Linked DNA regions of Homo sapiens: region 1 is linked to region 2. Evidence: chromatin contacts called from ENCODE Hi-C or POLR2A ChIA-PET data. All regions are on one chromosome and are shown on one strand. The core of a region is the stretch at or near the end of the contact, and the rest is flanking DNA. Distances in the headings are between cores, read along the strand shown. Region 1 overlaps NRP1 (neuropilin 1). Region 2 overlaps ITGB1-DT (ITGB1 divergent transcript).

Region 1 (2,700 bases), core at 46-2,545, 240 kb before region 2:
TCAGCTTTTTCACATTTTGCATGAAATATGCCCTCACAAAACAAGTTGCTGTAGCAACAACAAGTACACAAATACTTGCATGTGTTAAATTAATAAGGCGATATTGGAAGCTGACTTTCCATCAAGACAGGAACAAGCTTCGGTTCCCATTGTTTTCCCTAGGAAATTACTGAGTGGCATTAAAAAAAAAAACAATGCATCATTAACTGTCGATATGAACGTCCACATTGGAGCTTCCTGTGAGATCCGTTGTCTGCCAGAAAGCTTAAAAACAAGTCAAGGAGCCTGTTAGTGAGAAGGAGCGTGAAGGAAGTCCCAATGTGAAGGTTTGCACACAGCCATATCCTGCTCAAAAAGCCACTTCATATCCTGAGCTACTAAAATTTCCTCATTGTCAGTGGCAGAGTTAATCACACTATGAAATTTGCCTGCCCTGCCTTTTTTTCCAGATTATTCCATTCTTTATTCTGTGTCCCAGAGCTGCTGATCTTATTATTAATTTTACCTTTTTCCTTTCTTTGTTTCTGGTTAATCATTCTAGGATGCAAAATACAGACTCCGTGTATCAGTGGTGCGATCAAAATCTTCCTCTTCAAGCACATCATTAGAACCCAGGCCATTAAGCTCATTGAAACTGAGTTTCTTTTCCTATAAAATAAAAATAACGTAGCCTTCACTCCATTCAGGCTCTCTCAATCTGTGATCTATGAATCTCAGAGAAATGCAGTTTCAGTTTTTCCTTTTCATTTCCGCAAACTAAGTACACAGTGTACTGCATCTTCTAGGGAGACGTTCTCAAAGATCCTGAACGTAGCCATTGACACGCAAAGCAGAATTTAATTCGTTAATTATTTCAATGTTTTATTAATGATAGTGTTCACCACACTGTAAACAGATTTATCCTTCCAGCTTTAATTAAAGCTCTTGGGAGTGCTTTCCTCAAAATAACTGTGACTTTTCTCTGATTAAAATGCCAGGAGACAAAAAAAAAAAAAAAAAAAAAAAACAAGAGACATAATACCTGGGTGGGATATGAACTTTGTTGTTCAAAGAAACAAAAATAGCACCAGGATTACCACACTCCCTAGTGACTTTTGAAATTAAATTACTTGACAAACCAACTCGGGCTGAAACTACTCTTCTCCAAATTTGGGGACTTTTTCTCTTGTGGAAAAAAATTGTGGTACTAGAGTATTTATGCCTTCACTTATTCTGGAGGAGCAGAGAATGGTTGACTTCTAAACCACATCCTGTTTGGGTTGGTAAATCAGCCCTCTTGTGGATTAGTCACACAGAAGGAAACCTAAAGGAAGACAGTCTGTACCTATAAGACCACATCAGCAAACCCTTGAGGCAAGAGCCTCTTCTTTCTCCACTCCATTTTCTAGTGCAGATATTAATTCTCAGGTATGAGAAGAAGGAAAGTTCCAGAAGAGAAGGACTGGAGCCAACCTGCTGAAGAAGCTTGTTTTCATGTTTTCCTTTTGCCTTATATGTATTTCTCAAATAATATTAACGTCTTCCCCATTTTCTCTCTGAAGGACCATTAATGAAAGCCCTTAGTGTGGTAGGGAGATGGGCTGAATGGAATTGAAACACACACAGTCATGTTTAGTCCTTTGAGACAATAGTGTCAAAAGAAAGTAAATGCCCTTCTTCTAAGTTCAACATGAGAAACTGGTCCAATCTAAATGGCCTTTAGGGTTGCTTGAAAGATTTTTAAATTAATTGTGACACATACTCTAACAACGAAATCTTATGTTTCCATAGCGCTCTTCCCTTATAAAAGCACTTTTTTCTTGAGACAGAGTCTCGCTCTGTTGCCCAGGCTGGAGTGCAGTGGCACGATCTTGGCTCGCTGCAACCTCCACCTCCTGGGTTCAAGCGATTCTCCTGCCTCAGCCTCCTGAGTAGCTGGGATTACAGGCGTGTGCCACCAAGCCCAGGTAATTTTTGTATTTTTAGTAGAGATGGCGTGTCATCCCATGTTGGCCAGGCTGGTCTTGAACTCATGGCCTCAAGTGATCTGCTTGCCTCAGCCTCCCAAAGTGCTGGGATTACAGACATGAGCCACCACGCCTGGCCAAAAGCACTTTTTATATACGTCCTATTTTAGTCTTACAAAGTGAGGTCAGTTGACCAGAGATTTTTACCCCCATCTTCACATGAGAAAACTGAGGCCCAGTGGGGTTAAATGGTTCACCAAAGTCCTGACTCCGGAGAAAGATATAACTTGTGAGAAATCACGGTCTTACACAATGGACGTGGATATCCTTCCTCAGACTCAGGAAGCAAGACAGCAGGCACAGAAGGAGAAGTCAAACCGTGGCCAGCGCGTGCATTGCCACTTGCCTCTGGATGTGACACCCAGCCAGGGTGCAGGTGAGGCTTGCAAAGCTCTCTGGCCACTCTGATTATGTTTTTCACTGCATGCTCTTGCGACTGAGGTATGCTGGAGAGATACTCTCATGCCAGCTATTCGGAGAAACATAACTAATCCTGGCATCAGGCCTAATGGGCCACAGACGAGGCTGTCAGACACAGTCAGGTTTGCCACCCTCGGCCCCAGGGTCCTTCCTTCAGTCCTCCAAGGTTTCCCATCCATACACTTCACCAACATCCCATCCAGAGTGGTGAGTTGTTGCTTCTGGCAACTTCCAAAATGGCTCTGTCATGATTCAAAATTTGAATTGCCTGTTA
Region 2 (2,700 bases), core at 70-2,569:
TTCCAATCTTGCCAGCATCTGTTGTTTGTTTGTTTGTTAGTTTTTTGCTTTGTAATAATAGCCACTCTGACTGGCATGAGATGGTATCTTATTGTGGTTTCAATTTGCGTTTCTCTAATGATCAGTGATGTTGAGCTTTTTCTCATATGTTTTTGCCGTATGTATGTCTTCTTTTGAGGAGTGTCTGTTCATGTCCTTTGCCCACTTTTTAATGGGGTTTTTTTTTTCTTGTAAATTTTAAAATCAATCTTCTTTATATGTCAATAGTATTATCATAAAATAGAAGTACTAATATTGCATTTCATGACACTTCTAGGTGCAATTATAAAAGTCATTTCTGGCTGGCTTATAATCCCAGCACTTTGGGAGGTCGAGTCAGGAGGCTAGCTTGAGCCCAAGAGTTTGAGACAAGCCTGGACAACAAAGTGAGACTCCCACCTCTACAAAAAGTACAAAATCAACCAGGTGTGGTGGTGCACACCTGTAGTCCCAGCTACTCAGGAGGCTGAGGCAGGAGGATCACCTGAGCCAAGGAGATAAAGGCTACAGTGAACTGTGATAGAGACACTGTACTCTAGCCTGGGCGACAGAGCAAGACCCTGTCTCAAAGCAGAAAGAAAAAATAAAAGTCACTTGTTACAACTATGCATTTAGATTTTCCTTAAACAATCAATTTATGCCTCTCTCTACTGCTTTTGTTTGATTAATACACACGATCATTCTAAATCAGTAGCATTGCATAACAATCTTGTTAACATCTATTTTCTAGGTATTTAATGGACTGATTTCATCAAGGCCATCCCTCTGAACTCCCTGAGTGTAGACATGATATTTTCATTTTACTACCCTGTGCTCCTGCCCAGCACACCCAAGCCTCAGGGCCCAAGCCAGGCATGGAAGAACAAAAGCATCCAAGGAGGCTTCATGGTGCAATTCCAGATGGAAAATGAATCCATCCTGTGGCCAGAGGAGGAACTACCTAGAAATTCTTCCCGACTCCGGTCATTCACTGACAACTCGTTAAAACACCCTTTCGCATGGCAGTGGTTTTTAATTATTCCTCATGTGCCTGTGAGCTCCAAAACCACAGGAGACCTTCCAGCAGGCTAGGAGGGCAGGAAGCAGTTGGAGCCACTGTGGTTTAAAGGAGTAAACAAGCCAGTTCAGGTATTTGGATGAGTGCAGAGGGCTGTGCCGGAGAATGTCATACATGCCCAAGCACTCGTTTGTGGTTTTCAAAAAGGACAAATGGGTGTGGGCTGAAAGTGTGGCATCGCCACCCAGAAAGAACTGAAATTGCCACCCAGGCTGCATAAGCACACACCCTGATTATCATCTGTTGTCTAGCTGCTCCTCACAATATGAGCTTGTGCTCGTTATCTAGAAATCGATCTGAAAATAAATACAGGCTTAGTGCATCACTCTATCAGTATGATGACCGTGGGGTGCACCAGGAAGGGGACTAGACAAGGAGGAAATACCCAGAGCTCCTGTCCTGGCACTGCCATTCCCAAGAACAAGTCTTGAAAATGCTCTGGGCTTCAGCGTCCTCGTTTGTAAATCAGGAATTACAATACCAGCTCCATCTTCCTTGCAGAATTATGAGCTGATAAAGAAAACCAATCGACAAGTATCTTACTGAGCTCACAGTGCTCCCAAACATGTAGACCCCGATGAGGGCTTGAAAAGGGATAAGAAATGGTATCTGGCCTGGAATATTTCCCAATAGATTTTGGATAAGATGAGACTGAAGCCTGTGTATCAATAGTAAACCATTTGACAAGTATTTGCACAAGCACACAGTTATAGAATATAACCTATAACCCTCATAGGATTACTCAGACAAGGGAGAGTGACATGGAGGGGCAACAGCTGGGCTGGATCCTACAGGATGAAAAGGCTTCATCTGGCAAAGGGAGGGAAGGACAGGACCCCATCTGAAGACTCAAAGGCTGCAATGAGCAACACTTCTTCAATGGGCCAGGGAAATGAAAATGTAAGGGTAGGATGACACTGGATTAAAGTAACAGTGAAATCAGATGGAGGAGGTATTTGGAAAGAAAGGGAAATTGAGTTCTAGGGTATTTTCAAAAAATAGTGACAAGTTTAAGGAAGATGAATCTAATGACAGTGTGTAGTCTGGTCAGAGCTAAGATGGAAACTGATATGGAAAAGCATCTATTGCTCACTCTTAGTAGCAGTAAGAAAAAAACTGGTAAGACTAGATGACTTACTAGATACAAGGGAAAGAGTTGGGTTAAAGTTCATTTAAATTTTTTAGCAGGGGGATTACAAGAACTTCTGCTCATTTGAAAGTCAGCAATACGTTCTTGTTTGCTTTGCTTTATTGGAGGATGGGGCCATTTAAAGCCATTGCTCCACATAGTATTCTGATTGCAATTGACTCATATGAATGACAATAATATTCCCTCACCAAGCACAGCTATTTATTACGTGGTTCTGTAAGTGTGGTTTTCTTCCCATCTTGATTTTGCATCAACTCCTGTTCTGTTTTGCAACAAGTCTTCAGCATTATATCATCTTGTTTTTTTTCAACCTGTGGAGCTCTGAAGCTCGGAAAGTAGAATCATCTCATAGAATCCAACAATCTTTATTTGAATCAATGCGGTTTCTGAAGTTTAGCTACCAGAGCATAGTGGCAAGGCGCAAATCCATTTTTGTCCACTAGGTGACAGACAA

Evidence for each region. A loop is a pair of places that touch in the nucleus more often than their neighbours do. ChIA-PET counts read pairs that join two places held with the same protein, here RNA polymerase II (POLR2A). Pooled maps may share reads with other maps.
Region 1: a loop to region 2 is called in a pooled map, with 4 times the contacts of the local background. The contact joins two enhancer-like sites. A Hi-C loop is called at or near these places in 1 of 168 maps with a recorded cell type or tissue (PC-3) and 7 of 50 pooled maps. POLR2A ChIA-PET finds 5 or more read pairs at or near these places in 1 of 52 experiments (AG04450).

Annotation. Positions count from the first base shown.
Region 1 is chr10:33,247,391-33,250,090 of GRCh38, reverse strand. All of the region lies in intron 6 of NRP1 (neuropilin 1), which reads left to right. Among named protein-coding and RNA genes, the nearest start is that of NRP1, 86 kb to the left of the region's middle. Within about 2 kb of position 1,295, at least 6 of the 41 ENCODE cell types and tissues checked have a DNase peak (open chromatin) inside an H3K27ac peak, as active enhancers do; they include PC-3, where a contact is called at or near this core.
Region 2 is chr10:33,008,895-33,011,594 of GRCh38, reverse strand. The region is part of intron 2 of ITGB1-DT (ITGB1 divergent transcript); the gene reads right to left. Among named protein-coding and RNA genes, the nearest start is that of ITGB1-DT, 28 kb to the right of the region's middle. Within about 2 kb of position 1,319, at least 10 of the 41 ENCODE cell types and tissues checked have a DNase peak (open chromatin) inside an H3K27ac peak, as active enhancers do; they include PC-3, where a contact is called at or near this core.